2 separate regions of the Homo sapiens genome follow, and region 2 is linked to region 1. Evidence: read pairs that join two places in POLR2A ChIA-PET (ENCODE). Cell type or tissue: Panc1. All regions are shown on one strand. Links, peaks and the distances in the headings refer to the core of each region. The heading gives the core; the rest is flanking DNA. Region 1 holds the start of MOSMO (modulator of smoothened). Region 2 has its middle 12 kb from the start of CDR2-DT.

Region 1 (16,135 bases), core at 4,582-7,081:
TTTTAGTGTTTTAAACTGAGGATCCCCAGTGCATAGGCTGGGATCTACCTGTAGATCTTGAACCCTTATGAGATAGATGTCAAGCACCACAGTCCCTTATCTGAGGTTTACCAGATTTTCCTATGAAGTAGGTAGGAGGTAGCAGAATAGGAAATGATACCCCTCACCAAGGCTTTCACTTCCCTGAACACCTGCCAATCTTTAGACCTGAAGAAAATGAAAACTCTTCCTCACAAAATGCTAGACATATAGTGGGTTTTAAACACATAAGGCTTTCTCCTTATTCCCGATTTTATTATCCATGAGCAATGGAGACCGGGGGAGAGGACAGAATCCTGTTGGCATAATACTTTTAGCTCATTTGTGTCTCCTCACTCAATCCTTGTCAGGTCACAAGGACTGACTTCATCTGACTGGTAGTTTAGGAGAAAATGGGCATATGTGATCCAACATTTTGTCTTTGGAAGCACTCATCTCTCCTCTGTCATGCTGGAAGTGTTATAGGGGCAGTTCCCCCAGTTCTGTCTGGGACTGGATTGTTAAGTCTGCTCAATTTTAAGGTCCAGGAGTAGGACGTCACGTGCCCCCAAATGTAAGTGACATTCTCCAATATCCTCTTTCTTAGTAATAAAATAATATTTTAGCCCCTAAATACCTTATTTCTTTTTTGCCCCTCAACTAGTTCAGAATACAAGCAGGGAAAAACATGTCAGTTTTTGAGATTCCCCCCCCCCAAACAGTAACATCCCATCTAGACAATTTTAAAAACAACAAGAATGAAAATATCTTCAGAAATGAATACACTAACCTTAACTTCGTTATGACAAACTATAACATGAATATGATAACCACTTTAGGGAAATTTTGACGAGACATAAGGGAGAAGTTCTTTCAGCTACTTGAAAGAGACTTTTGGGGAACATCTGGAAATCTTCATAAAGAACATAAGGCAAATCTATCTAGGATGATTAGGATTACGGTCACTGAAATCCTTGCTGTGAGGGGATAATGCCTTCCTCACTAAAGGGATCTGCAGACCATTTATATTTATCAGAGACGCAGCTTTACTTAACTGTTTATCTTGTTAAAATTAACTAACACTAATTTTTCCCCCTGACAAAAAGTCTCTTCAGGGGTGAGAAGAGAGTGACAGTGAAATTAAGAAGCTTGTACAAAGCAAAGACCCCCAAGTCTCCTTCTTTCCCTCTTCTGTAATCTGGGAAAACCTCCAGCCACTGAAGAATTTTAATTTCATTTAAGATAAGTAAAAGGTGTGCATAAATAACATATAGGTAATACTTCAGTGAAGAATTTTCTTCAATGGAATCTTTGCAGCACTGAAACTCAAATCTCACATGCAAAGCACTACCATGTGGGGGAAAATGTGAAAATGACTATTTTACATTGGCCAAATATAAACATCCTAAGGAATCAGATCAAGTAATGGATGTCAAAGTGCTTCAAAAACTATGAAGCATTATATAAAATCAAAGATATTCCTATTGGTGTTGAGTTCCAGTAACCAGCAGAAATTTGACCTTAGCATAGCAGAATTATGTAATTTTGCCACTGTATTCATCTACATTTAATATTTCTGGTTACACTAACACAAACAGTCTTCATTAGAGTGCCTTCCCCCATACATACAATATGTTTCAGATCTTCAAAAGTTTGTGCATAATCCACAAGCCATTACAAGAAGTAGATGAAATGTTAATCACACAGGTGAAAATAAAAGGGATGTACTTTCTCTGTATCTAGACCAAGACAATAAAAACATGAAAAACTCTGCTGTCCAAAGTATGGTCCATAATCTTATAGTAACAGTTTATCAATAGGGACTTCAGGAAGTTACTCTTTTTTTTTTTTTTTTTTCTATTCCTTCTATGGTAGTTCAAGTAGAAGCTGAGAACAGAGATTAGAGTATGGAGAGACTGGAAGAGGAAGAACAGCACGGAAGTGACAGAGAAAGTCCAAAGCCAAGAGGGACATATATTTAACTTGTTCTAAGCATGGCTGTATTATTCTTGATGTTTCCTTATTTCCTAGAACATCTAATAGAGAAAAACATCATTTCTCACAGTTCTGGGCTTTCATTTCAAAACTGGATTCTGACACCTGTTCTTATAAACTAGAACAGCAATATAACAATATGTAATTTTTATTGAGCATTTACTGTGTGTCAGGTACTGTTCTAAATGTTTGACATGGGTTAACTCAGTTAATTATCAAAATATCCCAGTGAGATGGATACTTTTATTATCCCTACTTTACACAGGAGGAAACGGAGACAAAGAGAGGCTAAAGAACCTGCCCTAAAGCTACAGAGCTACGAAGTGATGAAGTCTAGACTTGAATTCTGAAACTTTCCCTTAGTAGTTCACTGCCGTGGTTTTCAAGCTACATTCTGCAGACTATTTCAGCTCCAAAAGTTCTACTTCTAAAATACATTTTATCCGGTATAAAAACTGCAATGAAAACATCACAATCAAAACTTTAATAGACTGAATATAATACACCAAAGGGAACCAACACATTAACTTTTTGTTGCCAGGTTAAGTGGCTTTTGTGCAGCTCTTGAAATAAGCTAGACCTGTCACCACTGAGATCTTACTTGAACTTCTTGTAAATGTTTCATTGATTTGGAAGGTGTAACTCTGCACTTTTTTTTTTTTTTTTTTTAACTCAGGACTACATCTGCCTGCTCAGGTGAGACTGTACAGCATACAAGCTCAAGCACAACGGTAAACCAAGGAACATACTGTCCCATTCGTTTTATGTTTTGGGGGGTTTACTGCCTGACATATGTAAGGTAAGAAATACATGCTAGATAAGAATTTTAAAAATTTCCTATGTTCCTAGTATCTCTTATTCCTCTTTCTAGCCATAATATTTAACGGAGTGGTATCCTGAGATGGCAAGGAAAACTTTTAGAAAAAAAACAATCACTTCCTCGATCCCACATCAGCCACACATTGTCACTGTTACACTCTGGACCTTGTGCCTACGATCCCCTGCCATTCCACTTTGCTGGATTGATCACTCCCACTCTGACTGGTCTTCAATTTTATTGGGTCCCCTATTCTACTGGCCATGTACCATTGTACCATCTGCTATTCGACTGAACAATCCATTAGTTTTTATTCATTTTCACTCTTTATCCAGCTGACACTCCATAAGCCATCATTACAATACTTTGGCCACTATCCTAAATACCTTGGCTGCTCTGTCATTTTGTTGCAATGTATCTGGCAAACCCCAACCTTGAATGAAGCCTTCACATTATTCTTTATTATTCATTATTGTATATGAGGCTTTTACATTATTCTTGATGTTTCCTTATTTCCAAGAACACTTGGAAAATTCACCTACCTTAGTACCAAAATGACATAGCACTACTAGAAAAGGTCAAGAGGGCAGATAGGTTATCACACTGTATGTTCATGACCATCAACTTCCACGACGCATCAGTGCTGCTAGACAAACCTACTTATCACCGTTGGCAAGCTTTCTCTGCAATTATTTCGAACAGTTTCTATTTCCTCAGACCTTGGACATCCATTGCTCCTATCTCCATGGCAACTCACAGCCAATTTTGCCTCCAAATTTTAAAGAGTTATACTCATTCTATCCTTGCTTTCTTCTGAATACAAGAGGAGCTTGCCCTTTTTTTTTTTTTTTCTGTTTTCTTTTTAAGACGGAGTACCATTCTGTCGCCCAGGCCAGAGTGCAGTAGCGTGATCTTGGCTCACTGCAACCTCCGCCTCCCAAGTTCAAGCAATTCTCTTGCCTCAGCCTCCCGAGTAGCTGGGATGACAGGCATGCACCACCGCGCCCGGCTAACTTCTTTGTATTTTTAGTAGAGACAGGGTTTCATCATGTTGGCCAGGATGGTCTCAAACTCCTGTCCTCAGGTGATCCGTCCGCCTTGGCCTCCCAAAGTGCTGGGATTACAGGCATGAGCCACCACGCCCGGCTATGCCCTTTTCCATCTTAGGAACGTTATGCTATCACTTATCTTTCTTCTCTTTTATATGTAACAATTCTTCTCTTTCAACTATATCTTTTGCATGGTCATTTAGTCTATTTTATCTATTGGGATTCTATCTAAAACTTCTTTGTAAAAAGATTCCTTCTGCTACAGCACCGAAACCCCTTTTCCCCTAAGTACGTGAAGCCTGAAAGTCTCATAAAAGGAGTCAATACACATGTAAGTAGGATAAAAACATCAACAGGTCACGAACTGGATGTCATACATGTAACCGTGTTAAGTTGTCGGGCAGCAACAATATTTTCATAAACAAAGCCCATAGTACCACCAAATTCGAAACCATCCTGATTCTTCATATCTTTTACAATTAAGAGTTCTGCTAAAACTCTATGGGCAAGAAAAGTAGCAGAATTTTTAGAGTGTTATTTTAATAACCAGTGAATATGACAGCATGATTTTGTGTTACTAGGTCTAGATTGGGGGAGAGAAGGGAGGGAGGAGGAAGCAACAAATGTCCCAGCTACCACTTTTTTTCTAAGAGCTAAAAATATTGCAGGATAAATACAGAACCATAAGTAATACTTAAAAATTAAGTTTTGACAGCACAGTGATGCTTTTCTTTTTCTTTTTTTTGAGACAGAGTCTCGCTCTGTCGCCCAGGCTGGAGTGCAGTAGCGCAATCTCAGCTCACTGCAACCTCTGCCTCCCGGGTTCAAGCGATTCTCCTGCCTCACCTCCTGAGTAGCTGGGATTACAGGTGCACGCCACCATGCCCGGCTAATTCTCTTTTTTTTTTTTTTTTTTTTTTTTTTTTTTTTTGTATTTTTAGTAGAGACGGGGTTTCGCCATGTTGGTCAGGCTAGTTTCGAAATCCTGACCTCCTGATCCGCCCGCCTCGGCCTCCCAAAGTGCTGGGATTACAGGCGTGAGCCACCGCGCCCGGCCGCATTTTTATAAGAAATTATCCATGGAGGGAGCTTGACATTCCCAACCCTCCAAAAGTTCCTTCACCTGCACTGAACAAGCAGTTAAAAAACAAGACCATTCCTTAAATCGGAGCAGCTCTCCTGACAGCTGTTTACATTAATTAAGGTTTGGTCTCACAGGTCTGGGAGAGAGGGAGAAAGAGAGGCGGGGGAAGAGGGGAGGGAGAAGAGGTAACAGGGAAAGAAGTGGCCCAAGCTGAGAAAAATCTTGGAAGCGCATTCACCTGGGGTACCCTTCAGAAAGATGCCCGCCTCTTTCCCGAGGGCACCACCTTGCCTCTCCCGCCCACAGCTCCGTGGTGGTACAGCAAGCACTGCTCCCGCTGCCGGGCTGCCTGCAACTGTAATGTGTTATTTAATTTTGTAACTACTATTAAGAGCTCTCCAGCGTTTTTGTGATGCGCTGGAATGAAAGACGCTCCATAAAATGAGGTTTATTATTAGTAGTATTATAGCTCCCGGGCCTAAAATAAAGCAGAATTATAACCACATACACACTTCAAAGGGAAAATCCGAAGCCACAAGCTTCTCAAACATTGCCAAGCGGGCAGGGGATGGGCGGGGGCGGCGGTGCAGAGGGGCTCCAATCCGGCGCCCCCCACTCCCACCAACCCCACCAGCTCTCCCAGCACCCACCATTCACCCTGCCTGGTGGGGTCAGCGCCCGCAGCCCGGGCTCGCCCCCGGCCGCAGCTTCCTCTGGTGGTGGAGGGTCTGGGGTCGGACCTGATCCCTCTCGGCCTCCCCTCGCCCACCAGCTCTCTAGTGGCTCCCGCACTGCCCCGCAGGCTGCCTCACTCTCAGCCCTAGCCTCTCCGCCTGGTTTCTAATTCCCTTGCAGGAGCCTCAGTTTCCTCCCGTCTCCCACCTTGACTTTTTTTTTTTTTTTTTTAATCCAGAACGAAGCTCATTCCTCTGCGATCCCTCACATCGGAGGGCTGCTCCCCTCCTCCCCGGTCCGGGACTTGCCAGCCCAGCCCAGGTCTCCTCGGCCACTTTTCACCCGGCCTGGGGCGCCTCTCCCCTCAGCCCGGGGGTCCCGCTGGCGCCCGGCGGCTTCCTCTCCTCCATCCCTTTCCTCCGCGGCCCGGGTCTCCCCTCCGCCCCCGGTCTCCTCAGGCTAGCCTCCGGCCGGGACCCTCCACCCCGTCCTCTCCTCAGTCCGGGTCTCCCCTCTCTCGCGTCGCCCTCAGCCAATCCCCCGCCCGGCCCGGCGCGCCAGCGGCTCACCCGCAGACTCCCCGGTGTTGATCCAGTCCGGGTTGGCGATGCTGGCGATGGCGAAGATATCGGCGGCCAGAAAGAGACATCCTGAGATGATGGTCAGTTTATCCATCTCCCCGCCCCGCTCCCCCCACCCCCCGAGCCCCGGACAGGCAGCGGCCTCACGCCTCCCGCCCCATGGGCCGCCGCCGGGGCCCGGAGTCCCCGCGCCGCTGCCTCGCGCCCCCTCGGCCCCCGCGCGCCGCTCGCGCCCTCCGCGCGCCCGGGACCAGCAGCCGCGGCGCGGCCCGCACAGACGGAACCGCCGCCCGCCCCGGAACTGCTCGGCCCGCCCGCCCCTCACCCGGAAGCGAAGCCGCGGCGTTGGCGAGGCCGGTCCCGGCTCCCCAGCCGCCGCGCCCCAGCTCCGTCCTCCCGGCTCGGCCGGCCGCCCTGGGCCCCTCCCCGCACCGCCCGCCTCTACGTTCTGGACCCGGACCCGACCGGCCCGGCTCCGGTCCCTGCCCGGGTCCCGGTCTCTTCTGGCAGGCCACGCCACCTCTTGGCTTTCTGCCCACTAATAAGATTGTTGATGTTGATGACTGGGCACAGGCTGCGGCCCCTCCTGAGCCCCTCAGAAGCAAAACTGGAATGAGAGTGGGGAGCTGCCCGTCTTCCAGCAGGAGGCGGGCCCCGACTCCCGCCGAGCGACTCCGGGCCCCGCGCGGTCCCTGTCACCTTGTATTCTCATTGCCCGTTCCGCGGCCGTCAGCTCCCAGGATTGCCCCATTTAGCAAATAGCTTTCGACAACCCCTCTTCGTCAGACGTTGTAGGTGCAGAGGTGCTGGAGTGGACAGAGGCAAGGCGCCCGCTCTTGGGGAGCTCACGTTCTGGTGGGAAGAGACAGAAACACATTAAGAACCTATCTGTAAAATAAAGATAATTTCAGGTGCAGATCCCTGAATTCAATGGAGGTCAGTGTGATGGGAGTCGGAGCGATACCTGCGATAGGGAAGGATGCATTTCCGCTGAGACCATCACGATCGTAAAGATCTGCACTTTGAAGACCTGGCGCAAGACCAGACAGAGGGAACAGCCAATGCAAAGATCATTAGGGGAGGGGGGCAGAAAGAGATCAGCGTGTCCAAGGAATTGCAAAATGGCCTGTGTGGCAGGAGAGTAGTATGACAAGAGGTAGGCAGAGGCTAGGTGTAGGGCTTTGGGGGCCTTGGATTTTGTTCTGAGTGCAATGAGAAGGCAATGGAGGGTGTTTGCAGAATCCCATGATCTTACTTAATCTGTGAAGATCCATAGTGTAGCTTGTATGGGGGAAAGGCAAAGATGACAACAGGGACGCCAGTTAAGAGGCCAAGTAGTCCACGAGAGAGAAGTGTAGCTTTGGCTAGGGTGAGAGTAGTGAAGATGGAGAGGAATGGACAGATTTGGATGTTTTGTAGATAGAGGGAAGGACCTGCTGATAATGGGGAAGGAGTTGAAAGAGAACTCAAGAATAAGTTTTTGACCTGAGCAACCAGGTGTTATGATCCCGTTTACTGAGTTGTGTGTGCAGCGTCTTAAGTTGGATGAATAAACAGGAAAATAAGGCATTTGCATAATTTGTCAGCATATGCTATGGTGGAGGTTTTCTTTTCTTCCACAGCTCATGGGCCGAATCACCACTAACCCTGACGTTTGATCCAGCTCTCCCTAATGGTACTCCGTGCAGCAGATGGAGATGAAACACTCATTTTCTCCTTAAATGCCACATAGGTCGTCTCTAGAAGGACCTAGAAGAGTGACATCTGTCTCTATTTTTGGAATGCTTACATGTCCACAAAATTCAGGAGGTTTCAAATTCCACCAAATCCAACAGCCTTGCAGAAATGTGCAACAGAGTATCAGTGTCACTACATAGCTGGGAGAAGGAAGGGTTTGATTGCTGGTCTATATTGACTTTTCTGTCCAAACATTGGTCTCTTGGGGGAAAGGTTTTTTTTTTTTGTTATTATACAATTTATTTTTCCTCTGCCACAGAAATTGACACAAGATAATTCATATACTCCAAGGATCCAGATATAATGCATATCACATTACTGCAATAGTCTTCAGTTTCTTTTTTCTTTTCTTCTTTTTTTAAATAAGTACTGGAGAAATTTAATTGAGTCATATTTGGCTTCTTGTTGGGGTTTTCTATTGCCCAGTGATAGAAGAAACTGTAACTATACAGGACTAAATTCCCAGATAATATCCACTGATGTTCTCTACTGGCCAGCTTAGAAGAATCCTAGGGCTGAATGTTTGAACAGTTTGCACATATTCTAACTCCAGCTGAATAGAATGATGATGATTGGGTTCTTGTGTTTACAATAAATACAAGTAGCCAAGCGTGGTGGTTTGCACCTATAATCCCAGCTACTCCAGAAGCTGAGGTGGGAGGATCACTTGAGTCCAGCAGTTCAAGACCAGCCTGGACAACACAGTGAGACCCCTGTCTCTAATAAATAAAATAAATAAATAATACAGTTCTTCCTTTTACCCTTTACAAATGGTTCTGGGTCTAAGATTAAAGCACAAGAACAACCAGTATTGAGTTAAAAGAATTTAAAACATTTTTATCATACTAATGGCTGCACATCAGTACAGAGAATAGTCACCTATCCCAAACCTTCCTACCATCCAGAATGGGAGGTGGGGTTGGCAGGGGCCAAACTGTTTACAGATTTCCCATTAATCCCTCTTTTTATCCCTATAGCTCTTTTCTTTTCTTTCTTTCCTTTTTTTTTTTTTTTTGTCAGAGATAGGGTCTCACTATGTTGTCCACGCTGGATTTCAACTTCTGGCCTTAAGTGATCCTCCCACCTCAGCCTCCCAAGTAGCTGGGACTACAGGCCCACACCACTGTGCCTGGCTGGTGTTTCAGAGTCCCCAGTCTCTGAGGTCTGCAGGACAGATCAGTCCCCTTCTCTCTGTATCTCAGTCTAGATTTTAGCAGAGGCAAACCCTAAGGGTTTGGGAGAGGTGATGGAGTGAAGCAGAGAGAATACAGAACTATGTTCTAGTTCCTGCCCTGCTCCTGACTTGACCTTGGGAAAGCCATGTCACCTCTCTGGGCCTTTTACCCCCATCTGGCCTAACAAGACTCCTGGCCTCGGTGACAGAAGCGTCCCATCCTCTCACCCACCCCTAAGCAGAGCAGCTGGGACTTTTCAGAAATGAGCCACAAGACTCCTTATGGCAGAAAGCCTTGGGGACCCAGAAGAACATAGAAGGCTTCCAGGAGGGAGATATGCTGTGCAGCCTGAAGTCATAAACAGCCATTCTGCAGCTGTTAAAGGGCCATGAACATGGCATGCTCTATTGTGATGGATGGCAGGCCTTGGCCAGAAGAGGCTGAATCCAGATGGGACCACGGGCAAAGCTGTGGAAGGGACTGTGTGATCACTCTTCTCTTTAAGGAGTATCTTCAGCCTGACAATAAACACACTGTCTCCCTAGGGGTTAGGTTTCGTGGGCCAAGAGCATGGTGGACGCACCACACATGTACCTGGGGTTTCTGGGGTTAGAGAAGACACAAGAAACTAAATCCAGAGTTAGCAGCTTGCGCCCGGGCTCAAATCTCAGTTTGTTTCATGGATTGGTTCCCTTTGAGCTGACTCAGAAATGCGATTATTGATTAGTGCAGAAAGTTTATTAGAGAGCCTTTGAGAATCAAGTCCTATGGGGAAAGGGAAGCAGGGGTGGGAAGAGGGAGAAGTCAGTCTGTGCTGCAGTCATGGGAGGCTTTGGCAGACCCCCAGGGGAGTTCTGAAACTAGGATAGCTGCTGAGTTGGCCTGAGTTGGAGTAAATGGGCCAAGTCTTTTCATCCCTGCACTGACCTGCCATGGAGCTTGGAGGGCAGCTCTCTTTAGACAAAGACAATTCCTCAAGAGGGCTGACAGCTGAGATCTGTCAACCTACCACCCACCCGGTAGGCGGGGAATAGTCCTTCAGTCCTGACCGAGGCAGTGTAGTGCAGCATTTGCAATAGTGCCCACATGGTGCTGTGCCTCTCATTTGCTACTTAAGTTTGGAGAGCAGCACTTTCAGGACCCTGGGGAATCTTTTCCTGTGGGAAACATATAGAGGAGGGTTAGTGGGAACTACAGCTCCTGCCGCCGCTACAGCTCATCTAGAGGCATAACGAACATACCCTTCAGTCCCCTCTTCTATCCATCCTAGAAACCTCTTCCCTTCTGCCAGCACCTCAGATGATCTAGGTGGCCTGCGTGATGGGGTGGTCTAGACCTCCATCCTTAGAGAGCCTGAGCACCTAGTTGCTGTGCACTTCTCAGGCAGTGGTTGCTGCATTTGTCCATTTACTGTCCAAATAGGGCAAAGGAGTACTAAGAGACACCTAAATAGATCACGTGGGTGCCCAATGTTCCTCCCTGCCCTGATGTGAAGTCTCAGCCTGATTCCTTCCCGGTAATTGAATACTCTTGTCTGCTTTCTCCCCCTGGTATACCATCCCATTTACTGCCTGTAAAAAATTAGCCATCTTAGAGTTTCCCTCTGCCAGAGGCTAGCTATGCTCCTCCTGTACCAGGGATGGGCACCTCATTATTACCTGGGTATTAGGTGATCCATCCTAGCATCTACTCTTTGGAAGAAGGAATAAAGCAGGGTCCGGGCGTGGTGGCTCATGCCTGTAATCCCAGCACTTTGGGAGGCTGAGGCGGGCAGATTACCTGAGGTCAGGAGTTTGAGACCAGCCTGGTCAACATGGTGAAACCCCTGTCTGTACTAAAAATACAAAAATTAGCTGGGCATGGTGGTGGGTGCCTGTAATCCCAGCTACTCAGGAGGCTGAGGCACGAGAATTGCTTGAACCTGGGCAGTGGAGGTTGCAGTAAGCCGAGATCACTCCACTGCACTCCATCCTAGGCAACAGAGTGAGACTCTCTCTGAAAAAAAAAAAAAAAAAAAAGGAATGAAGCAGGACAGGGCAGAGGGAAAAGTAAGGCTGCAGTGGACCACGTGGGGAGTTCTGAACCTGGGATGGCCCTGCATTGACCAGTCACCAGATGCTAGTTAATCTAGGAAGGTGAGATCTTGGGCAAGGCGTTCTTTCCAGCCAGTAGTAGTAGTGAGGGTGGGAAGTGTAAGTCTTTCAGCCCTGAAGGGGGATCTGGGCAGCACAGCACCCAGGACAGTTTGTATCCTGCAGTTCCACCAATCAGTGTGACCTTGGCTTACTTGGCTTGGTGGAGTGTAGAGACCTCCGCTTTAAAGACACTTTTTAGCCTGGGGTGGAGGGAAGACTAAGGGGAGGCCAGGCACTGATATGCTCCATCACAGAACCATATATGCTGATGGGCTCTATTCCCACAAACTCTTACCCTTCCCCTGCTGGTAGGAAGATGGAGGAAAAAGATGTATTTTATGATAGAATTAAGTTGGTATCTATGTAGACCCCTGCCAGACTGTTTGGAAGAGGAAAGGTGACCTGTCACAAGAAGTCACCCACAGGAGACTTGAGGTGGAGAATAGCCCTTTGTACTGGTCTCTACGACACAGGTTTTATCTAATGAGAAATCTGTCCTGGCGCTCACGCCTGTAATCCCAGCACTTTGGGAGGCCAAGGCGGGTGGATCACCCTGAGCTCAGGAGTTGGAGACCAGTCTGGCCAACATGGCAAAACCCTGTCTCTACTAAAAATACAAAAATTAGCTGGGCGTGGTGACACAGGCTTGTGGTCCCAGCTACTCTGGTGGCTGAGGTGGAAGGATCGCTTGGGCCTGGAAGGCGGAGGTTGCAGTGAGCTGAGATTTTGTCACTGCACTCCAGCCTGGGTGACAGAATGAGACCCCATCTCAAAAAAAAAAAAAAAAAAAAGGAACCTAAAGAGGAATCTGCCCTGGCTTATTGTCTGTGTAGAGCCACAGAAACAACAGAATAAGCTTGGACATAACCAGATCTACCATGGAAATCTTTGCACAGTGCCTGACACCTAATAGGTGGTTAATGACTGTTTGTTGAAGGGATGGGGCAAGGTGCTTAGCCTCTCAGTTTCATCAGACCGGGGATAACACCAGGGCCTACCTCATTAGGTTTTCTCTTTCTTCTAGAATTTACTAACTCATTTATTCATTTTTATTTTTTGAGACAGGATCTTGCTCCATCACCCAGGCTGGAAGGTGGTGACTCAATCATAGCTCACTGCAGCCTTGAATCCTGGGCTCAAGTGATCCTCCCATCTCAGCCTCCTGAGTAGCTAGGACTACAGATGTGCACCACCATGCCCAGCTAATTTTTAAATTTTTTTTATAGAGAAAGGGTCTCACTATGTTGCCCAGGCTGATCTCAAACTCCTGGGCTCAAGCAGTCCTCCTGCCTCAGTCTCCTGAGTACCTAGGATTACAGGTGTTAGACACCACACCTGGCCTAGAATTTATTTTTAATAATTTATATTTTCCTAAAATTGTCCACTTCATCTGTTTTTTAAGTACAGGTTTCAAGAGGATAGAGCCTGTGTTTCTGTGTTTGTCTTGCTTACTGTTGTGTCCCCAGTATCAGTAAATGACAGAACAGCTCCCTGTAAATACTTGTTGTATGAGTGAATGTGTGTGGGAGGAAGAATTATCTTGGAAAAAAGAAGGAAGCATTAATAGTGCCTCTCCTAATAGTGACTCATTTTTTTTTAGGCCACCCTGGGGCCTTTTCTTATTCAAAACATTCATGAAAAAAAGTGCAGTTCCAAAGCATTGGAGCTACTGATGTAACAATTTTTTTAAAATACCATTATTAGAAGTGCAGCGGGGGATTCTCTGATCTTCTAGGTATTCTGTGATCTCCTGTGATCTTCTGGCTGTGATCTTCCTCTGCAGACCACCTCACATCTTTGAGACACCCTCCTCTGTGCCTTCTCCCCCTCCCTATTTCTTAGGTTCACCAAGAATGAATGAAGAAGCCAAGCGCGGTGGCTCATGCCTGTAATCCCAGCACTTTGGGAGGCTGAGGCGGGCAGATCGCTTGAGCCCATAGTGCAACAGTTGTGTTGAGCCTGAGCAACATAGTGAGACCCCCACCCCCTGCCCGTCTCTTAAAAAAAGAAAAAGAAAAGAAGGAATGAAGAAACCACCGTGGGTCAGGCACGGTGCTAACCTCTGCAGAAGTTTCCATACAGTACAATGGTGTGCAATGCCCACGCCACGTTTTGCAGGGTCCACGGGAAGCCTTGCGGCGACCTCACTGCCGCCCAATTTCTGGGCAGTGGCGGCGCAGCGCCCCCTGGCGGCCATCCCGAGGGCAGTGCCCGCGGGCAAGGTTCGAAACTGTTGGCATTGGGACTGACTCCAGCCTCTGCTCCGGGAGGCCCTCCCGGGCTGCCTGACCTCCCGGGACCATGCAGAAGGCCTCCCACAAAAACAAAAAAGGTAACTGGGGAGAAGGAAGCGGGTGAAGAAGCCCTGGGGACCAAGCCTTCGTCAATGTTCCTCCTCTGTAAAATGGCAACGGTGCACTCTTGGCCTGGGAGATAACCTCTCTCCATCGTTGTTGTTATCATCATCATCATTATCATCATCATCATCATCATCATCATCATCATCATCATCATCATCATCATTTGAGAAGGAGTCTTGCTTTGTCCCCCAGGCTGGAGTGCAGTGGCGCGATCTCAGCTCACTGCAACCTCTGCCTCCCAGGCTCAAGTGATTCCTCTGCCTTAGCCTCCCGAGTAGCTGGGATTACAGGTGCCTGCCACCATGCCCAGCTAATTTTTTATTTTTAGTAGAGATGGGATTTCACCATGTTGGCCAGGCTGGTCTCAAACTCCTGACCTCAAGTGATCCGCCCGCCTTGGCCATCGTTATTTTTATCAAGGTATAATTTCCATGCAGTAAGATCCCCCCTTTTAAAAGTACAGCTACCGTTTTGACAAGCTATACCCACGTTGAACCACCCCCTCCATCAAGATAGGGAACAGTTCCACCACTCCCTAAAATTACTTTGCAATGCCCAGTTGCAGCCAAACCCCACCCCACTGCAGCTCCTCACACCCCCATCTGTTTTTTACAGCGTTTTTTTTTTTTTGCCTTTTCCATGGAGAACATCATAAAAATGAAATCACATAGTAAGGAGCCTTTAAAAAATTATACCAATGTAAATAGGGACTTTGGCCCTTTCATTTTTATTAAAAGGGCACATAAATCTTAAAATAGCATATGGGTCACTGTATTTTATTTTTAGAGACAGAGTCTTGTTCTGTCGCTCAGGCTGGAGTGCAGTGGTATGCTCCTGGCTCACTGCAGCCTCCAATTCTTGGGCTCAAGCAATCCTCCTGCATCAGCCTCCCATAGCTGGGACTGTAGGCATGCACCACCACATTCAGCTAATTTTTTTTTTTTTTTTGAGACAGAGTCTTGCTCTGTGACCCAGGCTAGAGTGCAGCGGCATGATCTTGGCTTACTGCAACCCCCGCCTTCCAGGCGGGTTCAAGCGATTCTTGCCCCTCAGCCTCCAGAGTAGCTTGGATTACAGGCGTGAACCACCACGCCTGGCTGATTTTTGTGTTTTCAGTAGCAACGGTGTTTCACCATGCTGGCCAGGCTGGTCTCGAACTCCTGACCCCAAGTGATCCGCCCACCCTCGGCCTCCCAAAGTGCTGGGATTACAGGTGTGAGCCACCATGCCCAGCCTAAATAGAAGAGATGAGGTGTCACTATGTTGCCCAGGCTCTAATCACTTTATACTTCTGCTAGCCCCCAGGTGGGCTTACTGAAGGATGCAGACTCCTGCACTGAGCAATTCTTGTTCTTTATGGCTTTTTTCCGCACAGCATCAGGATTTGATAAGACTTGAGGTTGGCAAAGAGGCTGAACTAGGCAGGCAGGTGCCAGACAGCCTTAGGCTTTTTCACTGCAGGGCTGTTGTCATTTGGACTGCTTGTCCTTGGGAAGGTTGACATTGCTGTCTGACTAGCCTTGTAGCAAAACCTGTAAGTCTTTCATATTTTAGTCTGGTGCTTGGGGTCTGGCTCTCCGAGGACCATAGTGCTGCCTCCTCCACCTGGTTGTCCCCAAACACAGCAGCTCACTCTTTTCTGAGCTCACCCTTTTCCAGGGAGGAAGCATTGAAGATCTCACTTTCAACAGCAGTAGGATCATCTTTGTCAGTACCTTCGGGTTCCAGGGTCCCTGCCACTGGGCCCTAGCGAGCACTTTCCTCAGGTTTCATGTCTAATAGTTCATCCTGAGCATGCACTGTGTGAAGAGCCTTTGCCTAAAACACATAAAATACCTTTTCCATCTTCAGTGTTTTCCTTGTCGTGGTTTTCATCCTCTAATGAAATTAATTGACTCAGCTCCTGCACTGTTACATCTGTGCTTTCCTGCTGGGTGAGCTTCTTTTCTTCTTTCTCAACTAGTTTTTTCAGAGGGTTTTGTAAGTGCTTTAAAGTAGTGACTTCATATGGCTGATAACCTGTGAAGCTCTCATGGATGGCTGCCATAGTGTGAGAAGTCTTCTCTCCAAAATGAAGCAGAGTGGTCTGGTATGTTGCTAGCATTTGAGACAGGAGATTGCATGTATTTACTTGCTCCAAGAAAATCTACATCCAACTTCACTTTGTCAAGGTTTTTTTCTCTCTCTTTTTTTTTTTTTTTTTTTTTTTTTGAGATGGAGTCTTGCTCTGTCACCCAGGCTTGTAGCTGGGATTACAGGCATGCACCAACATGCCCAGATAATTTTTTTTTGTTTTTGAGACAGAGTCTCGCCCTGTCACCCAGGCTGGAGTACAATGGCGCCATCTCAGCTCACTGCAACCTCTGCCTCCTGGGTTCAAGCGATTCTCGTGCCTCAGCCTCCCAAGTAGCTGGGATTACAGGCCCGCGCCACCATGCCCAGCTAATTTTTTGTAACTTAGAGACAGGTTTCGCCATGTTGGCCAGGCTGGTCTCGAACTCCTGATCTC
Region 2 (16,135 bases), core at 8,847-11,346, 380 kb before region 1:
TGTAAATCAAAAACACAGTAAGATACTACATACCGGCCAGGCGTGGTGGCTCACGCCTGTAATCCCAGCACTTTGGGAGGCCGAGGCAGGCGGATCACGAGGTCAGGAGATCGAGACCATCCTGGCTAACATGGTGAAACCCCATCTCTAATAAAAATACAAAAAATTAGCCAGGCGTGGTGGCGGGAGCCTGTAGTCTCAGCTACTCGAGAGGCTGAGGCAGGAGAATGGCATGAACCCAGGAGGCGGAGCTTGCAGTGAGCCGAGATTGCGCCATTGCACTCCAGCCTGGGCGACAGAATGAGACTCTGTCTCAAACAAAAAAAGGAAAAAAAAAGTAAAGAGAAAGGTAAACATCTACCTTCCATACAACCCAGCCATTCTACTCCTAGGTATTTACTCAAGAGCAAGGAAAGCATATATCCATACAAAGACACAAAATGCTCATAGCTTTATTTGTAACAGCCAAAAACCAGATCCAACCCAAATGTCCATCAAGAGATGAAAGAAGGAAGTCCTGGCCAGAGCAATCAAGCAAAAGAAAGAAAGAAATTACATCCAAATAGGAAGAGAAGAAGTCAAACTATCTGTCTTTGGTGACAATATGATTCTATACATAGAAAACCCTAAAGACTCCACCAAAGGACTCCTGGAACTGATAAATGACTTCAGTAAAGTTTCAGGATACAAAATCAATGTACAAAAATCTGTGGCATTTCTTTACATGAATAATGTTCAAGCTGAGAACCAAATCAAGAATGCGATCCTATTTACAGTAGCCACAGAAAAAATTAACATACCTAGGAATTCATCTCACCAAGGAGGTGAAAGATCTCTACAAGGAGAACTATAAAACACTGCTGAAAAAAATCATATATGACACAAATGGAAAAACATTCCATGCTCATGGATTGGAAGAATCAATATTGTTACAATGTCCATACTGCCCACAGCAATCTACAGATTCAATGCTATTCCTATCAAACTACCAACATCATTTTTCACAGAGTTAGAATAAACTATTTGCAATTTCATATGGAACCAAAAAGAGCCCAAATAGCAAAGCAAGCCTAAGCAAAGAGAACAAAGCCAGTGACATTACCTGACTTCAAATCGTACTATAAGGCTACAGTAACCAAAACAGCATGGTACTGGTACAAAAACAGCCACATAGACCAATGGAACAGAACAGAGAACTGAGAAATAAAGCTGTACTCTTGCAGCCATCTGATCTTCAATAAAATCAACAAAAATAAGCAATGGGGAAAGGATTCCTTATTCAATAAATGGTGCTGGGATAGCTGGCTAGCCATATGCAGAAGACTGAAACTGCACCTTTCACCACATATAAAAATTAACTCAAGATGGATTAAAGATTTGAATGTAAGACTTCAAACTATAAGAATCCTAAAAGAAAACCTAGGAAACACCATTCTGGACATCAACCTTGGGAAATAATTTATTGCTAAATCCTTAGAAGCAATTGCAACAAAAACAAAAATTGACAAGTGGGACCTAATTAAACCAAAGAGCTTATGCACAGCAAAAGAAATTATCAACAGAGTAGGCAGACAACCTATAGAATGGGAGAAAATACTTGCAAACTATGCACCTGACAAAGGTCTAATATCCAGAATCTATAAGGAACCTAAGCAATTGACCAAGCAATAAACAAACAACTGCATTAAAAAGTGGGCAAAAGACATGAACAGATACATCTCAAAAAAAGACATAAGCAGCCAATCATGAAAAAATGCTCAACATCACTAATCATCAGAGAACTGCAAATCAAAACCACAATGAGATACCATCTCACACTAATCAGAATGGCTATTGCTAAAAGTAAAAAAAAAAAAACCAACAGACAGATAGACTGCAGAGAAAAGGGAACACTTATACGCTGTTGATGGCAATGTAAATTAGTTCAACCACTGTGGAAAGCAGTTTGGAGATTTCTCAAACTACCTAACACAGAACTACCACTTGACCCAGCAATCCCATTACTGGGTTTATATCCAAAAGGAAATAAATTGCTCTACCAAAAAGACACATACACTCTCCTGTTCATTGTAGCACTATTTACAATAGTGAAGACATGGAATCAGCCTAGGTGCCCACCAACGGTGGACTGGGTAAACAAAATGTGGCACATATACACCATGGACTATCACATAGCCATAAAAAGAATGAAATCATGTCCTTTGCAGCAACATGGATGCAGCTGGAGGCCATTATCCAAAGCAAATTAACACAGGAACAGACAAGCTAATACCACATGTTCTCTCTTATAAGTGGGAGATAAGCATTGGGTACTCATGGCAAAAAGATGGCAACAATAGACACTGGGGAATACTAGAAAGGCAGGGGGCAAGGGTTAAAAAACTAACTATTGGGTGCTATGTTCACTACCTGAGTGACAGGATCAATCATACCCCAAACCTCAACATCACACAATGCGCCCACATAACAAACCTGCACATATATTCCCTGAATCTAAAATAAAAGTTGAAATGATAAAAAACGTGGGCGGAGGGGGAGGAATTATTTAAAAAAAAAAAAAAAAGCAAATTGTGGTATACCCACATAATAGAATACTACTTGGCAATAAAAAGGAATTAAATATGGATACTCACAACATGACCAAAAGAATCCAGACCAAAAAATAGTACATTACTGTATGATTCCACTTATATAAAAACCTATAAAATGTAAACAAATCTATACTGATAGAAAGTAGCTCGACAGTTGCCTGAGAATTAGGGAGGTTAGGGAAGGGTGGAAGGAAGGGATTAACAAAGAAGCAGAAAGGCACTTTGGGGAATAATAGATACGTTAACCATCTTAATTGTGGTGATGGTTTCATGGTGTGTACATATGCTGGAATGTATCAAACTATACAGTTTAAATACATGCAGTTTTTTTTGTAGGTCAATCATACTGCAATAAAGCTACAAGAAAAATCCTGCCTTTCTTTCAACTCTTAAATTTTTCCAAATATTAAATAAAGCATGAAAAACAAAAACAGAAGCTTATATTAAAACCTGTTAATGACCAGGCACAGTGGCTCATACCTGTAATCCCAGCACTTTGGGAGGCTGAGGCAGGAAGATTGCTTGAGACCAGGAGTTCAAAACCAGCCTGAGCAATATAGCGAGACTCCATCTTTACCAAGAAATTAAGTCAGCCAGGCATGGTGGTGTATGCCTGTAATCCTAGCTACTCAGTAACCTGAGGTGGGAGGATTCCTTGAGCCCAGGAGTTTGAGGCTGCAGTGAGCTATGATCATGCCACTACACTCTAGCCTGGGGGACAGAGTGAGACCTTGTCTCTAAAAGATTAAAAAAAAAAAAAAAAGGCCAGGCATGGTGGCTCACACCTGTAATCTCAGCACTTAGGGAGGCCGAGGCGGGTGGATCACTTGAGGTCAAGAGTTCAAGACCAGCCTGGCCAACATGGTGAAACCCCATATCTACTAAAAATACAAAAATTAGCTGGGCTTGGTGGTGCATGCCTGTAGTCCCAGCTACTCGGGAGGCTGAGGTAGGAGAATCGCTTGAACCTGGGAGGCGGAGGTTGCTGTGAGCCGAGATCACGCCACTGCACTCCAGCCTGGGAGACAGAGTGAGACTCCATCTCAATAAATCAATAATAAATAAACAAATAAATACTTGTGAATAAATTTAACAAAAGAAGGGGAAAATTATAAAATATTGAAAGAAATTTCTAAACATCTAAATAGATGGAAAAACATCCCATGTTCATGGATCAGAAGATTTAACATCATTAATATGGCAATACTACTCAAGCTGATCTACAAATTCAGTGCAATCCCTATCAGTATTCCAGCTGACTTATTTGTAGAAATTGACAAACTGATTCTAAAATGTATATAGATTTGCAAGAGACTCAGAATAGCCAAGTCAATCTTGAAAAAGAAGAACGAGGCTGGGTGCAGTGGTTCACGACTATAATCCTACCACTTTGGGAGGCCAAGACAGGAGGATCACTTGAGACCAGGAGTTTGAGGTCAACCTGGGCAACATAGTGATGCCCCATCTCTACAAAAAATAATTTTTAAAAATTAGCTGGGAGTGGTGGCGCATGCCTGTAGTCCCAGCTACTCAGGAGGCTGAGGTGGGAGGATTGGTTCAGCTGAGGATGTCGAGGCTACAGTGAGCAGTGTAGGTCAAGGCGACACTGAACTCCATCCTGGGCAACAGACTGAAACTCTTGTTTCAAAAAAAATTAAATTAAATAAAAAAGAAAAAGAAGAATAAAGTAGGAAGACTCATACTTCTCAATCTCATCAAGAAAGAAAGTGAAAAGACAACCCACAGGAGAAAAATTTTGCAAACAATATCTGATAACAGATTGCATCAAACATATATTAATATGAAGAACTATTACAACTCGAGTATTAGTAAACTAAATAAAAAGACAACCTAATTATTAAAAACTGGGCAAATGGGCTGAATAGACATTTCTCTCTTTTACTTTATTTCTTTCTTTCTTTTGAGACAGTCTTACTCTGTCACCCAGGCTGGAGTGCAGTGGCATGATCTCGGCTCACTGCAACTTCCACCTCCAGGGTTCAAGGAATTCTCCCTGCCTCAGCCACCCGAGTAGCTGGGATTACAGGAGCCCACCACCACGCCCAGCTAATTTTTGTATTTTTTAGTAGAGATGGGGTTTCGCCATGTTGGCCAGGCTGGTCTTGAACTCCTGACCTCCAGTGATCCACCCGCCTCAGTCTCCTAAAGTGCTGGGATTACAGGCTTGAGCCACCGCGCCTGGCCTGAATAGACATTTCTCTAAAGAACATATACAAATGACCAACAGCATATAAAAAGATGCACAACATCATTAACTATCAGGCAAATGCAAATCAAAACTACAATGAGATGTCATTCACACACACTAGGATGGCTATAATCAAAAACACAGATAATAACAAGTATTGGTGAGGATTTGGAAAAACTGGACCCGTTGTACATTATTGGTAGGAATGTAAAATAGTGCACCAATTGTGGAAAATGGTCTGTCAGTATCGCAAAATGTGAAACATAGAGTTACTATGTGAGACACAACTATTCCGCTCCTGGATATATGCCCAAAAGAAATGAAAATATATATCTGTGCAAAAATCCTGTACATTAATGTTCATGGCAGCATTACTTGTTAATAGTCAAAAAGCAGAAACAACCCAAATGCTCATCAACTGAGGAGTGGATAAACAAAATGTGTTATAGCCATATGATGACTTATTAAGTTATTAAAAGGAATGAAGTACTCATACTACAATCTTAAAAACATGCTAAGTGTACATCAAATTACATCTAGTGTAAAAAAAATGCTAAGTGAAGGAAGCTGGTCACAAAAGACCACATATTATATGATTCAATTTATATGAAAGTCTAGAACAAGCAAATCCATAGAGACAAAATGTAGACTGATGGTAACCAAGGGATGAGGGGAAAGTGCAATGAGATTGTACTTTCAAGAATTTCAACTCCTCAAAAATTGACTAGTTCTTTTCAAAATGATAAAAATGTTCTAAAAATGATTGTAGTGCTGGTTGCTCAACTCCATGAATATATTAAAATTTGTTGAATTGTATGTTTTAAATGAGGTATGGTATGTGAATCATTTCAACAAAACTGTTTTTAAAAAATCTACCTTTGCTGGTTGTTCTTGAGCTGAGTTAAGAGAAAAAAAATCTACTTTTTTTTTTTTTTTTTTTTGAGACAGAGATCTCACTCTGCCACCCAGGCTGGTCTGCCGCCCAGGCTGGAGTGCAGTGGTACGATCTCGGCTCACTGCAAGCTCCGCCTCCCAGGTTCATGCCATTCTCCTGCCTCAGCCTCCAGAGTAGCTGGGACTACAGGCGCCCGCCACCATGCTCGGCTAATTTTTTGTATTTTTAGTAGAGACGGGGTTTCACCGTGTTAGCCAGGATGGTCTCAATCTCCTGACCTCGTGATCCGCCCGCCTCGGCCTCCCAAAGTGCTGGGATTAAAGGCGTGAGCCACTGCGCCCAGCCTACTCTTTGTCTTTACACGAGAGTTTTTGTTTGTTGGTTTTGAGACAAACAGGGTCTCACTCTGTTGCCCGTGCTGGAGTGTATAAGTGTGATTTCGGCTCACTGCAGCCTTGTCCTCCCCAGGCTCAGGTGATCCTCCTACCTCAGCCTCCTGAATAGCTGGGACTACAGGAGCACACCAGTATGTCTGGCTAATTTTTGTATATTTTGTAGAGACAGGGTTTCGCCATGTTGCCCAGACCAGTCTTGAACTCCTGGGCTTAAGCAATCTGCCTGCCTCGTCCTCCCAAAAAGCCAGGATTACAGGCATGAGCCACCACACCCAGGCTTACATAAGAGTTTAACAATTTTTTTTTTAACCTGGTGAAGAGGATAAACTATAGGCAAGTATTATACATGATTTAAAGTAAGAAAGCATATATAGCCTAGAATATGATAGCAAATAATAAGCAGAGACAGGAACTCAAACAGCTTCCCATTCTGGGTGGTTAAACAGAGGAGCAAACAAACTTCAAATTGCTTTGAAAGGAGAGCATCATTTTATCATGCATACACAGTACATGGACTATACTGATAAGCCAGACATGAAATTCCATTTGATATACTCTGCTAAATAAATGATGCAAGCACAGTACATTTTAGAGACAGAATCTTAAAGTACACAGCTCTAAAGGTACCATCTCCCTTTTCTCGTCTGTAAGAATAAGAATCTCTTCCTCCAAGATTGTTATGAGGATCACGTCAGGTAATGTACACAATGCACTTGGCAATGGTCCATGGCACAGGGTAAACACTCAAAACTGTGGATTACCATTATTATGGCACATACAGTAATTATAAAGACATTGGGATAATAGCAGACAGGCAAATTCTATTCTATATACTTTGCTTAAGAAATTGTGGTGGGCCGGACACTGTGGCTCATGCCTGCAATCCCAACACTTTGGGAAGCCAAGGTGGGAGGACTGCTTGACACCAGGAGTTCAAGACCAACCTGGGCAACATGGCTGGTCTTGAAAAACACTGTCTCTACAAAAAATAAAAAACTTAGCTGGGCATGGTGGTGCACGCCTGTGATCCCAGCTACTCAGGAGGCAGAGGTAGGAGGAAAGCTTGAGCCCAGGAGATCAAGGCTGCAGTGAGCCATGATTGTGCCACTGCACGCCAGCCTGGGTGACAGGGCATGACACTGTCTCTAAAAAAATAAAGAGATAGGCCGGGCGTGGTGGCTCACACCTGTAATCGTAGCACTTTGGGAGGCCAAGCTGGGCAGATCACGAGGTCAGGAGGTTGAGACCATCCTGGCAAACACAGTGAAACCCCATCTCTACTAAAAATACAAAGAAATTAGCTGGGCGTGGTGGCGGGCGCCTGTAGTCCCAGCTACTCGGGAGGCTGAGGCAGGAGAATGGCATGAACCCGGGGGGCGGAACTTGCAGTGAGCCGAGATTGCGCCACTGCACTCCAGCCTGGGCGACAGAGCGAGACTTCATCTCTAAATAAATAAATAAATAAATAAATAGAAATAAAGAAATTGTGGCAACACTTAAAACATTTTAGAACTATTTCTATCCCAAATGGCTTAACGATTTTTGAAAGCTGGTAAACAGTAAAAACTAGTCTATCTAGAATAACCTCTTCCCTGAAGAGTATTGCTAAGATGTTTTGCTTATCATTTGTGAAAACAGGAAAAACCTTTATCATAGGCAAGATAAAGTCATATTTTTAGAGGACATATTTAGGTTAAGGGGAACAACATATCAGCTCTCCAAATGGTATAAGCAGCAGACCAGTATATTTTTTTAAGAGGACATGACCTCTACAATAATGATCATGACCATGGAATTTTAATAGTGCTCTGAAATTCCAGGACTCAGGCTTTTAGCCAAGTGTTTTGAAACTTGATCAACTAACTGTTCTTCCATGTGATGGTCACAGAAGTCTTAAACACCCAAATAAAGCAAAACGACACGCTCACAGGAAGCTGTTTTCTTCCATAGTTCTGCTGAGGCTTAAAGGAGAAAGCTGAGAGGAACAAAATTCCACAGCAAAAATGTTTAAAATATCACATTATTCGGTTCTCATTGGGGACTCTTTCCTTTTTTCCTTTTGTCTCTTTTTTTTTTTTTTTTTTTTGAGATGGAGTCTTACTCTGTCACCCAGGCTGGAGTACGGTGGTGCGATCTCAGCTCACTGCAACCTCCGCCTCCTGGGTTCAAGCGATTATCCTGCCTCAGCCTCCTGAGTAGCTGGGATTACAGGTGCCCGCAACCAAGCCCGGCTAATTTTTGTATTTTTAGTAGAGACAAGGTTTCACCATGTTGGCCAGGCTGGTCTCGAACTCCTGACCTCTAGTGATCCACCCGCCTCGGCCTCCCAAAGTGCTGGGATTATAGGCATGGGCCAGTGGGCTTGACCTTGTCTCTTTTTTCCATTATGTTTCTACTGAATCTTGTATGATATGTGGAGCTCTGAATCTATGGGTCTTTTAATAACTGTGTGTCGGCCAGGTGCGGTGGCTCATGCCTGAAATCCCAGCACTCTGGGAGGCCGAGGCAGGCTGATCACGAGGTCAGGAGTTTGAGACCAGCCTGAACAACATGGTGAAACCCCGTCTCTACCAAAAATACAAAAGTTAGCCAGGTGTGGTGTCGTGCACCTATAATCCCAGCTACTCAGGAGGCTGAGGCAGGAGAATTGCTTGAACCTGGGAGGGCGAGGGTTGCAGTGAGCCGAGATCACACCACTGCACTCCATCTTGGGTGACAGAGCAAGACTGTCTCAAACAAACAAACAAAAAAAAACTGTGTGTCACTTTTTCAAACTACTGATGAAATCAGGTTTCTAATATCATCATCCAGCTAAGAGTTAAATCTCTAATCCCTGCAGGAAAAATTATCACAAATTATAAATCATAGAGAACATAAGTATAATAATTATAATAATAGTAAATAACATAAAGAACTATTACATACCTGTGGGCAAATAAAGCCTGCCCCGTACATAATGCTCCTTATAGAAGAAGATAGTACATCTCTGGGAATGAGAATATCTGCAAAGATCATCATGAAGTTGCTGAAAAAGGTTAAATTAAAGACTTGAAAGAAATTCATGATCAGAAAAAGGTAAAAGTATTTCTGGGGCAAGATCTATCTCACGGATAAAATGACAGGAGTCCAGGCGAGATTCTGTTTAGATTCCAAGAGGAGGTTCTCTTTGGGGCTTCTTTTAGGTTTGAAACGCCTCACGTGATACATCCCAGCGTAAAGGCTGGCAGCAGCAAGGAAAGCAATGACGATGGCAACAGCCTGGAAATGGGGCAAAATTTCCATGTTATTAGAGATCAGGCCATAGAAAAGGATACTGGTAGAGCCCACAAGTGATGCCACTTGGTTAATTTTAATAAGCTGAAGCCGACTTTCATGTCTAGTGAAAATCTCTGCAAACAGTTTACATTGGGCTTGTTGGACACAGGTGGGCATGCTATCAAATGCACATAATGATACCACCAGGTGAAGTCCACTAAGCCAGTCACCTTCTTGATAGTATTTCCAAGGGAACCACGGGAGCAGGAAGGCTGCTGCATAGAAAGGGACACAGTACAAGACAGAAATATGATGACTTGAACAGCATTTGGCTTTAGAGTTGTTGGGAAAATATCCAGTCAGGTCATTAAGAACATTCCATATCATTAAAATTATTTAGGAAGAAAAAAACACACAGGATGTTTCAGTGTAGTAGAACAAATTACTGCCCTCAGTACAAGACAAAAATGACCCCTGATTTTTTTTTTTTTACTTACGTGAAGTAACCGAAGGTGATCAGTAGAAAAGCTCATTGTTTTCAGAACTACTTAAAAATTTAATAACAGCAAATACTACTCAAAAGCCAATGTGCATTCACTTTGTTTTTTTTTTTTTTTTTTTTTTAGACGGAGTCTTGCTCTGTCGCCAGCCCAGAGTGCAGCGGCACGATCTCGGCTCACTGCAACCTCCACCTCCCGGGTTCAAGTGATTCTCCTGCCTCAGCCTCCCAAGTAGCTGGGACTACAGGCACGCACCACCACGCCCAAATAATTTTTGTATTTTTAGTAGAGACGGGGTTTCACCATGTTGGCCAGGATGATCTTGATCTCTTGACCTCGTGATCTGCCGGCTTCGGCCTCCCAAAGTGCTGGGATTACAGGCATAAGCCACTGCGCCCGGCTTGCATTCACTTTGTATTCAGGCATTGTATAAGTGTTTATGTGCATTATTTTATCAAATCCTTAAAAACCCTAGCCGAGCACAGTGGCTCATGTCTGTAATCCCAGCACTTTGGGAGGCCAAGGCAGGAGAATTGCTTGAGCCCAGGAGTTCAAGACCAGGCTGGGCAACATAGCGAGACCCTATCTCTAAAATTAAAAAAAAAAAATTCTCTTTTTTTGAGACAGAGTCTTGCTCTGTTGCCCAGGCTGGAGTGCAGTGGAGCAATCTTGGCTCACTGCGGCCTCTGCCTCCAGAGTTCCAGTGATTCTCCTGCCTCAGCCTCCTGGGTAGCTGGGATTACAAGCGCATGCCACCACGCCTGGCTAATTTTTGTATTAGAGTAGAGACGGGGTTTCACCATGTTGGCCAGGCTGGTCTCCAAATCCTGACCTCAGGTGATCCACCCACCTCAGCCTCCCAAAGTTCTGGGATTACAGGCGTGAGGCACCACGCCCGGCCAAAAAATTTTTTTTATTTAATTAGCTGGGCATGGTGGTGTGCACCTGTAGTCCCAGCTACTTGGAGACTGAGGTAAGAGGACTGCTTGAGCCTAGGAGGTCGAGGTGCAGTGAACCGTGATCATACCGCTGCACTGCAGTCTGGGTGACAGAGCAAGACTCCCATCACAAACAAACACACAAACAAAAAACAATCCTTTGAGGCAAGTATTACTCTGACTTTACAAATGAGAAAACTGAGAGCCAGAGAAGTTAAGCAACTTGCCTAGCTAATAAACAACAGAGCCAGGGTCTAACCCAAGGTAGACGACCCCATAGCATGTGCTTTCAATCTTGTGCTAGACTGCCTTCCAACAACAGCACACAGGGCCATGCCTCTGCAAAGGTTGATGGCCTGTTTACACCAAGGCATAGTTTTACATAATTTCATTAGGAAAGGTTAAAATATCAATGTTTGGCATTTCAAATTAAATCTAATTAGTATGTTATTACTGGTAATAAATGAGTAACATTATAAAATATAAGGGTTTTAAAACCATGAACTCTTCCAGCCTGCCACCTAATTGGTAATGAGTTACAACACAATTTGTGAATACTGTGGGCCTTTTCAAAACAGAATATTTTAGGACTGGGCACAGTGGCTCATGCCTGTAATCCCAACAGTTTGGGAGGCTGAGGCAGGAGGATTGCTTGAGCCCAGGAGTTCGAGACCAGCCTGGACAACATAGTGAGACCCCTATTTCTAAAAAAAAAAAAAAAAAAAAATAGCCAGGTGTGGTGGCTCACACCTGTCATCCTACTCAGGAAGCTGAGCCAGGAGGATTGCTTGATCCTAGGGAGGTCAAGCCTGCAGTGAGCTATGATTGCACCACTGCATACCAGCCTGGGCAACAGAGCAGTCTCAGAAAAAAAAAAAAAAAAAAGAGAGGGACAGAGACTGGATATCTTAGTAATAATACTGATTTTTCCATATAAATTAATTTTCCAGACAACCTAAGCTTATTCTTTAAATTCTAATGCCTTTACATTTTAACTAGCAATCTTTTAAAAATCTCTCTTTCCGGCTGGGCGCGATGGCTCACACCTGTAATCCCAGCACTTTGGGAGGCCAAAGTGGGTAGATCACCTGAAGTCATGGGTTTGAGACCAGCCTGGCCAACATGGCAAAACCCTGTCTCTATTAAAAATACAACAATTCGCCGGGCGTAGTGGCATGGGCCTGTAATCGCAGCTATTGGGGAGGCCGAGGCAGGCGAATCACTTGAATTGGGGAGGTGGAGGTTGCAGTGAACCGAGATTGTGCACTGCACTCCAGCCTGGGTGACAGAGCAAAACTCTGTCTCAAAAAATAAAATAAAAGGCCAGGCGCGGTGGCTCACGCCTGTAATCCCAGCACTTTGGGAGGCCGAGGCGGGTGGATCACGAGGTCAGGAGATTGAGACTATCCTGGCTAACACAGTGAAACCCTGTCTGTACTAAAAAATACAAAAAATTAGCCGGGTGTGGTGGCGGGTGCCTGTAGTCCCAGCTACTCGAGAGGCTGAGGCAGAAGGATGGCGTGAACCCAGGAGGCGGAGCTTGCAGTGAGCCGAGATCGTGCCACTGCACTCCAGCCTGGGCAACAGAGTGAGACTCCGTCTCAAAAAAAATAAATAAAAGAAAATAAAGTAAAATAAAAAATAAAAATCTCTCTTTCCCTCAAAGGAAGGAGATCTGTCCTATGTGAAAGGACAGTAAAGATTCCATCTCACCTGGGCTTGATAAAAGGCCACTTCTGAAATCTTGTACAGATGTAGAAAAAGTTTCACATAGTAGAAACCAAAGACAGAATTCAGCATTTCAGTCCCTAATGTCATCATAGAGTATGCCCAAGCAATGGGTTTGATATTTAAAAGTGTCATTTTCCATGCAGAGGAACTCTTCTTCCCTTTGTTTAAAAAAAAAAAAAAAGGTTAAAATTCACTGCACACAGTAGTGGATGGGGGGGCAAAACATGGCTGGCCAGTACTTATTTTAGCCAAATAAGAGTTCAAACCTACGAGCTGTGAGTATGTCACCAGATTTAACACCTTACTTCCTTATCTATTCACTCAATATTTTTTGAGATGCTCGCCAGGAAACCTAGTTTGCATAGAGTATGACTCCACTTATATTTTTGTCTATCTCTTCGAACTTATAAAGTGGGATTTCAGCCTGGCCAACAGGGCAAAACCTCATCTCCACAAAAATACAAAAATTACCTGGGTGTGGTGGCATGCACCTGTAGTCCCAGCTACTTGGGAGGCTGAGGCAGGAGAATTGCTTGAACGCCAGAAGCAGAGGTTGCAGTGAACTGAGATGGCACTACTACAGTCCAGCCTGGGCGACAGAGCAAGACTCCACCTCAAAAAAATATATAAAATAAAGTGGGATTCATCCAAGAGCTTGGACATGATTAACTAGTGTCAAGGAGATATGTTTATGCCATTATTATCCTCCTTACTTGGTAGGGTACAACAGAAACAGAACAACAAGGTGACAGCCTTTTGCTCAAGTCAAAAAGAAAATAAGTCCCTCATCTTAGTTTAAAGTTGTTCATTCAGTAGTACAGACTTGCATTTGAAGACTTATTCTTGATCTTCTGTAGCTTTGACAGCAAGGACATCACTACAATGGGTACAGAAATAACACATTCTGATCCTTGCTGAGATCCTTGTATGGGCCTATCTTAAATCTAGCCTATTGTCTGTCTTACCCTTTGATTTTTATAAGTAGAAAACAGGAAAAGGCTAACCAAGCAAGAGGAAGGCATAGATTCATCTTCCTTTCAATCTTGACTATAGTTTAAAGAGAATACCATGATCTTTCTGTTCTATTCTTGGCTTACTTGAATATTTAGCCAGGTCTCTGCATCTTATTCAGTCAGAAAACAGACACAGATTCAGATAACTCAAAGGATGTTACTTGCTTGAGTAATCCTTGGGCCTCGCTTTAACTTTGTAGATCCAGGAACAGAATTAAGCAGACAGTTCGGTCTACACTGCCAAATTTCTTAGGGAAAAAGAGGGCAAGTCAGAAGGAGGAAGTTGGCATTTGGCTCAAATGACCAAATTATTTAAGGTCTCTACACTTCACTTTGCACCAAGTAGACCCAAGAATGATTATAATTCAGCTACGTGTGGTGGTGCAGATCAGTAGTCCTAGCTATTCAGGAGGCTGAGGCGGGTGGATTGGTTGAGCCCAGGAGTTTGAGGCTGCAATGAGCTATGATCTCGCCACTGCGCTTTAGCCTGGGCAACAGAACAAGACCCTGTCTCAAATTAAAAAAAAAAAAAAAAGAAGACTCTAATTCTATGAGTGGCAGGGTCCTAGAATTATCAAAAATGGGTTATCAAACCCATATGCATACCAAGCATTGTCTATAGAATAAAGAATGTTTTGTCCACATGTGTACTTGTATTCTTAAAATGTTTGTAGCTTCTGCTATAATGATTAAAAATACAAATCTGATTGTTTTCATCATGATGCAGTTCCCAAACACTTCAAAACTACTATTGTGTGGAGGCCAGCCAACATTTTTTACTTTAAAAGCAATTCTCAGATTTCAAAATGCTGGGAACTACCAGTGAAGACTTCACTCTAAGGAGTTCATCCCTGAGAATGAAGACTGAGGCTAGAGGTTGCTTGGTTACTAAAAGAGTCAAAAACAAGGGAGACAGTAGAATCAAAAGCCAAGACACAAATTTAGCCTACCAAAACCTAGGGACTCTTGTTTCTTTTAGTTTTATTTCAGGCGTGCTAAAACAAGAAGCATGCTGCACCTTTCTAATCTGATCTATCACTAAGTTGCATGGCAGGTATTTGTAAACTTATAATTCTGCAAAAGGCCATAAGCTTTCTGAGAGTTGAATTCAATTTTTTTTTCAAAGATTTAAGTTAAGTACCCAGCCTGTCCGAAACATAAGAATATAAGGTTTCAATTGCATTATGAAAAACTCTACGGTCTGAACTTCGTGGCCAGGCACAGTGGCTCACGCCTGTAATCCCAGCACTTTGGGAGGCCGAGGTGGGCAGATCACTTGAGGTCAAGAGTTTGAGACCAGCCTGGCCAACATGGTGGAACCCCATCTCTACTAAAAATACAAAAATTAGCCGGGTGTGGTGGCAGGTGCCGGTAATCCCAGCTACTCAGGAGGCTGAGGCAGGAGAATGCTTGAAACTGAGAGGTGGAGGTTGCAATGAGCCAAGATCATGCCACTGCGCTCTAGCCTGGGCAACAGAGACACTGTTTCAAAAAAAAAAAAAAAAATTTAAAACATTAAAAATTTAAAAAAGTCTACATTCTGAACTTCTCTTTGTTTTTACATATTGCGTGAAGTAGAAATCTTTATTTCCTTCTGCAAAAGGAGCCATTAATATTTTCCTTTAGATTACTGTCATCCCAATTACAATGGCAGATACTATGAGATCCACCGTCACTGGGGCGGCAACGTCCTGGGTCCTAAGTCTGTGGCTCGTATCGCCAAGCTCGAAAGGGCAAAGGCTAAAGAACTTGCCACTAAACTGGGTTAAATGTACACTGTTAAGTTTTCTGTACATAAAAATAATTAAAATAATACAAATTTTCCTTAAAAATAGATTACTGTTATCATAGTAAATACTTATTTCTGTAAGTATCAAACTGAAAATCACCACTTACAATTTTTTTAAAGCCCCCATTGCTACCTAAAAACTCTCCTTACATGACTTTACTATAGCAATAAAACAAAAGAGAACAAGAGCATTTTATCTTTACAACCGAAGACAAAGGATTTCTGAATCTGATCTTATTTATCACAACATATTTTATAAAGAAAACTTATAAAGTTGGCCAGGCATGGTGACTCAGGCCTGCAATCCCAGCATTTTGGGAGGCCAAGACAGGCAGATTGTTTGAGCCCAGGAGTTCAAGACCAACCTGGGCAACATGGTGAAAACCTGTCTCAACAGAGAATACAAAAATTAGCCAGATGTGGTCGCACATGCCTGTAGTCCCAGCTACTAGGGAGGCTGAGGTAGGAGGATCACCTGAGCCCTGGGAGGTTGAAGCTTCAGTGAGCTGTGATAGCGCCACTGTACTCCAGCCTGGGTGACAGAGTGACATCTTGTCTCAAAAATAAACGAAGAAACAAACAAACAAAAAGAATTAAATAGTAGCAAAATGGTGCCATGGTTAGTTAGGCTGGGCAAGTTCATTAAATAATGGTGAATTATTATGAACACCATAAATTCTCCTTTTGGAATCAACTTGGGTGGTTATTTACTAACCTACTAAACCAAATAATATTAACGTCACTGAAGAGGTTACTTATGATTGCTTCTAAACCATGACTGAGTAGACTCTAAAAGAACAATGGAAACTTCACCAAATT

The links. Peaks named below come from ENCODE experiments on the same cell type or tissue, not always from the same donor. Only the 100,000 strongest peaks of a DNase experiment are listed, where the experiment ranks them.
Region 2: POLR2A ChIA-PET joins it to region 1 with 5 read pairs; 2 of 35 experiments call an interaction of 5 or more read pairs at or near these places.

Annotation. Positions count from the first base shown.
Region 1 is chr16:21,998,480-22,014,614 of GRCh38, reverse strand. MOSMO (modulator of smoothened) reads right to left here and starts at 6,504. Exons shown (of 3, transcript NM_001164579.2): 1 at 6,208-6,504. The coding sequence starts at 6,313. PDZD9 (PDZ domain containing 9) reads left to right here and starts at 13,499. Exons shown (of 4, transcript NM_001363519.1): 1 at 13,499-13,598. The coding sequence starts at 13,568. It also overlaps the pseudogene LOC100420536. RefSeq lists a silencer at 6,473-6,712 and an enhancer at 13,304-13,353. In Panc1, for the core only: no CTCF peak of the experiment used is centred there; no DNase peak of the experiment used is centred there; H3K4me3 peaks cover 2,139 bases; H3K27ac peaks cover 1,522 bases.
Region 2 is chr16:22,378,947-22,395,081 of GRCh38, reverse strand. It overlaps the pseudogene SLC68A2P. Among named protein-coding and RNA genes, the nearest start is that of CDR2-DT, 12 kb to the right of the region's middle. In Panc1, for the core only: no CTCF peak of the experiment used is centred there; no DNase peak of the experiment used is centred there; H3K27ac peaks cover 59 bases.